Linked DNA regions of Homo sapiens: region 2 is linked to region 1. The links are chromatin contacts, found by Hi-C or POLR2A ChIA-PET in ENCODE. All regions are on one chromosome and are shown on one strand. The core of a region is the stretch at or near the end of the contact, and the rest is flanking DNA. Distances in the headings are between cores, read along the strand shown.

What was found. Hi-C counts contacts between places; a loop is a spot of excess contacts on that map. ChIA-PET counts read pairs that join two places held with the same protein, here RNA polymerase II (POLR2A). Pooled maps may share reads with other maps.
Region 2: a loop to region 1 is called in a map of CD8-positive, alpha-beta T cell, with 2.8 times the contacts of the local background. The contact joins two enhancer-like sites. A Hi-C loop is called at or near these places in 2 of 168 maps with a recorded cell type or tissue (CD8-positive, alpha-beta T cell and psoas muscle) and 1 of 50 pooled maps. POLR2A ChIA-PET finds 5 or more read pairs at or near these places in 1 of 52 experiments (HEK293T).

What each region holds. Positions count from the first base shown.
Region 1 is chr1:12,538,744-12,542,460 of GRCh38, reverse strand. No RefSeq gene overlaps it. Among named protein-coding and RNA genes, the nearest start is that of LINC02766, 15 kb to the right of the region's middle. RefSeq lists enhancers at 604-898, 1,461-2,109. Within about 2 kb of position 2,145, at least 23 of the 41 ENCODE cell types and tissues checked have a DNase peak (open chromatin) inside an H3K27ac peak, as active enhancers do; they include psoas muscle, where a contact is called at or near this core.
Region 2 is chr1:12,634,679-12,638,085 of GRCh38, reverse strand. No RefSeq gene overlaps it. Among named protein-coding and RNA genes, the nearest start is that of AADACL4, 7.7 kb to the left of the region's middle. Within about 2 kb of position 1,430, at least 9 of the 41 ENCODE cell types and tissues checked have a DNase peak (open chromatin) inside an H3K27ac peak, as active enhancers do; they include psoas muscle, where a contact is called at or near this core.

The sequences.
Region 1 (3,717 bases), core at 896-3,395:
GATGCACACTGGCCAATGCCATCCAGTCCACAAGTGCTCATCAGGCACCTGCCGTGTGCCAGGCTGTCTTCTGGGCCTGGGGACAGACACGTGAGCAGAGATGGTCCCTACCATCTCTGCATCGGGAGCTTATCATCAACACAAATCCACGAAACATGACATTTAACATGCGCAAAGCTGCAAAGGAAGGGCTGGCAGAGCCACGTGGACTACGGTACAGGGAGGGACTTATTCTGACCAGGGGTCTGCCAGGAGGGGTGTCAGTCACGGAAGGCTTCCCTGAGGAAGCGACCTGTGTCATGAGCTCTGATGGCTGACTTAGAATTAACCGGGCAAATGGGGACAAGACTTTTTGACACAAAGGGAATAATAGATGCAAAGCACTTGGGGTGGGAGGAAACAGTTTTAAGGGCCCACTCAGGGCTGGATCCAGGGTGGGGCACCGGGATTCTTGGGGCCAAAAGGCTGGGTTTCTCCTCGTCTGGTGAATCAGAGTTTGGGGGAAGCCTCTACTGGTTTAGCCCACCCTCAGAGCCCTGATCCACCAGCTGGGCAGCTCAGCTCATCTTTTGTCTGGTGGTGGGGAAAGGCTGTTGGAGGCGCTGAGGGGCAGAAGCCTGTTTTTGGAGGGCCCGTGGCAGAGAGTGAGGGAGGGCCACGTGGAGCCCCACGGTCACCCTGCTACTTTCTCTGACCTCAGCTGCGGCTTGGCCTCCCGCCCTTTGGGAGTTCACAGGGAGGTGAAATCTGCAAGCGGAGGCTGGTTTCTTCCCCTCCTGGGAGGACTGAGCTATCCAGACAAGGCCCGGGAAGGCCCCTTCCTCCCCTTCCAGGGCTCTCTGGGATCTGATGAGCCATTTGTCCAGCTCTGTCTTCTCCCCTCCCCAGCTCTGGGGACAGAGCAGCTGGGACTGCAAAGACTGTCCTGTTCCTGATGTAGGTCCCCACACCTGGAGACCCAGGGGCTGAGGCCGGCCCCCTGCACCTCCTCCAAGCTGCTGAGCTCAACTGCACTCTGTGGCCCCAGGAAGGCATGGGAAAGGCTGCCCCCCTGGAGCACTTCATGGCTGTCGAGGCGCACGTTGCAAATCAGGCTCTGGCCCTTTGCCTCTGCGAGCACTGGGGGCTGTCACTTACGACCCTGTCCTTACAGGGAAATTCCAGCCCACAGCTCAGGGCCTTGGGAGCAGCCGCATAGACTTCGGAGCCAGGCAGCTCTGGGTTGGCGTCCCTGACCTGTCTCACTCTCTGCAGGACACTGGGCACATTTACGTCTCTGAGCTTCAGTTTCTCCATGTGTAAAAAGGGGTCTACCCCTAAGCTGCAGCGCTGTGGTACTTATGGTGGCAGCTGGTGACAATTCCTGACAGCGGGAGTTGGGGGGTTCTTTACCACCAGTGGCTCCTCTCAGAGTCATTCAACCCAGGCAGGGGCACTGGGGAGATGGTCAGTACCGCCCAGGTAAACCGAGGCCTCACGTGTAGGAGCCTGCTTTCTGGAAGGGAGGCTCTGCCAGCAAGTCTCATTTCATCCTCAAAAGAACCCAGGGATGTAGTTATAAGCAGGATTCGCCTCTGACAGATGAGGAGAGGTTCAGAGAGGTTGACAAACTCACTCAAGGTTGCACAGCAAGTAAAAGGCCCAGCTGGGATCCTTCAGGGATTGCTGGACCAGGGAGCCCCTCCTCTGCACCGTCAGGAAGGGTCCAGTGCTGGGCCCTGAAGCCAGGAGCCCGAGAGGACGTTCTCAGCACCAGCTCCGCCTGCAAGCCCAGGATTTCCCACCCCCATGCACCGCACCCAGGACCCCAGGACAGTGCCCCTCCCCGCACACTGGGCTCTGGCCTCAGCCTGCCTCTGGGAACTTGGCGTTGGAGTTGGGGGAGGGTGGAGGGAAAGGCAGCCTTCGGAGCTGTCCCTGGGAGGGGAGCCGTTTGGCGTGAGGGCCGGGCCAGGCCGGCCTCCTTTGTTGCAGGCTGACAGGACGGTGCGGCCACCACACACTTCAGCTGCCAACTCGCCGCGGTCACTCAATCCATCACCGAGGGCGGGGGCTCCCGGCCCTGCTGGCTCCTGGCCGCTCGGCCTGCGATGTTGTTTTAGTCTGACTCGGGCTGTGAGATAAACGGGGCATGAACCGGTCCCCTGGCAGGGGGTCAGCCCCTTCTGCCCTCATTAAAGTGCCAATCAAGAAGAGGAATGGAGACGCTGAGTGAGCTCAGCCCTCTCGGCCAAGGGGGCAGGAGCCGGTCCCCCCACCACGGATGCCTGGAGAATTCCATCCATCCAAGGCCTGCGGGCGTCTGGTTGCAACACACCCAAGCAGCCGGCCCTTGGTGTTCCGTTCCTTCCCAAGCCTGCGTATGTGAGCAGCGGGTGGGGTGGGTACTTGCGACTTTGAATTTCCAGCTCCCCCAACTGGAAGGGAAATTCAAAGCAGCAAGTACCCACCCACCTCCTGCTCACACGGGCAGGCTCGGCTTGCTGTTGTGGCAACGTCACAAACCACCCCAAAACTTTATGGCTTAAAACAATTATCTCCAGGCATGGTGACTCATGTCTGTAAAACTAGCACTTTGAGAGACCAAAGTGGGAGGATTGCTTGAGGTCAGGAGTTCGAGACCAGCCTGGCCAACATAGTGAGATCCCACCTCTATCAAAAAATATAAAAATTAGCTGGATTAATGGGGCACACCTGTAGTCCCAGCCACTCAGGAGGCTGAGGCAGGAAGATCACTTGAGTCCAGGAGTTCAAGGCTGCACTGAGTCACTTGCACTCTAGCCTGGGCCACAGAGCAAGACCCTCTCTCAAAAAACCAAACCAAACCAACCAAACAAAAAAACACCCAGCCATTTGATGATCTTGTTTGAACCTGAGGGTGGACAGGGCTCAGCTAGGTGAATCATCTGCTCCATCATCTGCTGGGGTGGTGGCTGGAGGGGCTGTTTGCTGGGGCTCTTCTGGGCTGAAGGGTTCAACATGGCTCAGGCATGTGGCATCTTTGTGGGGACACCCAGAAGGCTGGGACACCTGGTTCACGAGGATGGCTGTGCCTGTCTCTCTGTCCCTGTGGAGTCTCGGGGCCTCTCTCCCTGTCTTACATGGCCTCTCCATGTGGTCTGTCCTGCAGGGTAGCCAGACTATTCAGTGACTTGGGGCTCCCAAAAGCACATGAGTGAAGGTGCTAGGCCTTCATAAGGTTTTGGCCTGGAACATGGCACAGAGGAACGTCTGCCCCATCCTAAAGCAAGTCAGGAACCAGCTCTCTTTTCTCCTGGGCACTCTGCCTGGAGGGCAAGTGGATCAGCAGCCTCTTGGGGTGTGGGGTGAGGTGGCTGGAATTCTCTCTCTCTCTCTATATATATATGTATACACACACACACACACACACACACACACACACACACACTCCACAATTCTTCAACTCTCTGGAAGAACCCCTCAAAGTCTATAACAAGGCATTCGCAAAAACATAATTAATAGTATGCTTTCATATTAATTTTACATATTAAATAAAAATAATAATTGGACCGGGTGCAGTGACTCACACCTGTAATTCCAGCACTTTGTGAGGCCAAGGCAGGGAGATCACTTGAGGATCTGCCAGGAGTTCAAGACCAGCCTGGGCAACATGGCAAAACCCTGTCTCTACAAAAAATTAGCCAGGCATGGTGACGTGTGCCTGTAGTCCCAGCTACTCGGGAAGCTGAGGTGGGA
Region 2 (3,407 bases), core at 181-2,680, 96 kb before region 1:
AGGACTCCATACTTCCATATTTGAGTCCCCGTAGACATACTGTAACCAGCTTAATAGTTAGACAAGATTGAAAACCTAACATAGAAGTATGCGCTTGTAACAATAACTGAGTCTTGGCCAATCCCAGCGGCCAAACTTCAACCACTCAGAGCCTGCCAAGTGTTCAAACTGTGTTCAAATAAGGCAAAGGCCATCCTGTTTCGGTACCTCGCTGCCAATTTCTGTACCTCTCTTCCCTTTTTTTTGTCTGTAAATCTTCTACCACGTGGCCAGATTGGTGGCTCATGCCTGTAATCCTGGCACTTTGGGAGGCCGAGGCAGGATTGTTTGAGCCTAGGAGTTCGAGACCAGCCTAGGCAACAGAGTGAGACCCCATCTCAAAAAAAAAAAAAAAAAAAATTAGTTGATGAGCTTTTTTATCACTTGAGGTCAGGAGTTTGAGACCAGCCTGGCCAATATGGTGAAACCTTGTCTCTTCTAAAAATACAAAAATTAGCTGGATGTGGTGGCACGCACCTGTAGTCTCAGCAACTCGGGAGGCTGAGGCAGGAGAATCATTTGAACCTGGGAGGTGGAGATTGCAGTGAACAGTGATGGCACCATTGCACTCCAGTCTGGGTGTCACAGGGAGTCTCCATCTCAAAAAAAAAAAAAAAAGAAATCTTCTTCCACCACGTGGCTCCACTGGAGTCTCTGTGAATCTCCCATGATTCTGGGGGCTGCCTTATTCATGAATCATTCATTTCTCAATTAAACTCCTTTAAATTTAATTTGGCTGAAGTTTTTCTTTTATCAGGTCTGACAGATGGATGGATGGACAGACAGACTTGAACTTATGGAGGCTGTGCCTTTCTGGAATTAAAAACTGGAGACACAGAAAGTACAACTGAGGGGGGTGGGGGGTTGAACCAATGTTCCAAAACAGAGTCCAGAGAGGAAAAACAAGGTGTTCTGGGTGGCAGATCAACCTCCCTGTACCCAGCACACAGCCGGCTCACCGCATAATTACCCTTTTGTCACTTACAGCAAAAAAAGTCCATCCTGCTATGTCCACAACCTTGGAAGGGGCAGGAGGGAGAAAGAGTGACAGCCAACATTTCTCAGCAGTTGTCTGTGTTTGGCATCCCCAGGAAGCCCCAAGCTATCTGGGGAAGATGGGGTGAGGCCGGTCCCCCACCAGAACACCCATGGCCTCACCAAGCTGTGGAAATCCCCACCCTCAGTGCCCTCTCCCCACCCCATCCCATTCCCTAGGCCACAGGCAGTGCCCTATGCTGTAAATCAGCCCAGCTAACCCAGACCTGGGAGCAGATCCCTTGGGAGCCCTCCCTGCTAGCCAAGAATTCCAAGAATTCAAGGGGGAAGCCCTTGAGAAAACAGGCCATATGACCTGATATTTGGGCCAAAGCAGCATTTCCATCCCAGGCCTGGGAGGACTCACACCAGGAGGATGGGTTTGTCTTCCTGTGGGAGAAACCCAGGCACGCAGGGGCAAGGGCCAAGGTACTCATCTACCTCCCCCCAGCCTCCCGAAGCGTTAGCTGGTAAACCGCTGAGCAATGTTCAGCCAGAGGACTTTCCTGGGGTGTAAGCTTCCCTTGGGAGGCAGGGTGGGGGCCAGCGGTGAAGAGGCAGTTTCCTTTCAGGCAGAAACTTGGTTGGGTTTCAAATTCAAAGGAATGACCTTGGTCAGGAGCCTGACATCTATTTCATGACCATGTGGCATTTTCCAGCACTGGTCTAAGCGTCAGTAAACACGAAGGGGTAGTGGCGTAATGGACACTGTACCCATTTTACAGCAGGAAACCAAGGTAGGAAGAAGTGAAGTGACTTGCCCACGGGCACACAGCAAGTGGGTGGCAGAACTGGACTCTAAACCAGGGAGCCCACCCCAGGGGCTGTGTCTGGCCACCGTGAGATTCGCCTTCCCTCTAACTAACAGGGTTAAAAATGACATCACGGGGCCGGGTGTGGTGGCTCACGCCTGTAATCCCAGCACTTTGGGAGACCAAGGCAGGCGGATCACAAGGTCAAGAGATCGAGATTATCCTGGCCAACATGGTGAAATCCCGTCTCTACTAAAAATACAAAAATTAGCCGGGTGTGGTGGCACACGCCTGTAGTCCCAGCTACTCAGGAGGCTGAGGCAGGAGAATCACTTGAACCCAGGAGGCGGAGGTTGCAGTGAGCCAAGATCGCACCACTGCACTCCAGCCTGGGGACAGAGCAAGACTCCGTCAAAAAAAAAAAAAAAAAAAAGACGTAATAGAGGTGGAGTCATCCGCACCATTTCCCATAAGACAGCCTTGACAACCCGTGACTAGCCGAGGTCCTGTCTTAGCTGTGACAAGCCAGACCTTGAGGCTGGGTTTTCTAATGTCCCCTTGTGCCCCTGCAGGAGGATAGAACTAGTGTGTGGGGCTCACTGCCCGGCAAGGGGCACTTAGGGGGTGCCAAGCCTCCCTCTGAGAGCTCTACCCCTGACTCTTATCAAGAAGCCCTCACACACCCCTGATGTAGGCACTCCAGCTGTCCCCATTTCACAGATGTGGAAGCCAAGGCCCAGGGGCATTAAGAACTATGCTCCAGGTGAGGCGCTGTTTAAGTGAAGAAGGAGGAATATCCGTGTCCTGTTGATGCGGAGCAAATGATCACAAACTCGGTGGCTTAAAATGACATAGATGCATTCTCTCACAATTCTGGAGGCTGGAAGTCCAAAATCAAGGGGTGGGCAGGGCCACAGTCCCTCCAGAGGTTCTAGGGGAATCCTTCTGAAGCGGCATCATTTGCCTGGGGTAATACCCCAGGTTCGTTGCCTCACGCCAAGGAACTTAAGGATGCACACACGCAAGGAGTGAGTTTAAGGGTGGAAGTTTAATAGGCAAAAGGGAAAAGCTCCCTCCCAGTTTGCAGCGAGATGCGGTCGGTTTTGTAGATGAGCTTGAGGAGGCGGTGTCTGATTTACATAGGGCGCAGAGGATTGGTTGGACCAGGTGTTCCCTTTACATAGCGCACGAAGAAGCTGGCCATCCCACCCTAATCTTTTGTTATACAGTTGGGGTCTCCACCTGGCCAGCGCCGCATTGTCTGCTTCTTTACTGCACATGTGGCCTCCATGTTGAACATGCCTGGCCCCCAGATAGCCGTTTCCAATGGGCACATAGGAAATTCCCACGTACACACAGGCACATAGTAATTTCCTGCCGGCATTTCCCTACGCCAGCTTCCAGCTTGCTTATCTGTTTGCAGCTTGATTTTTCAGGCTGTTTTTTGTTAGGAAAAAAAAATGATTTGCCTGTAATCCTAGTACTTTGGGAGGCCGAGGCGGGCAGATCACCTAAGGTCGCCAGTTCGAGACCAGCCTGACCAACATGGAGAAACCCCCGTCTCTACTAAAAATACATAAT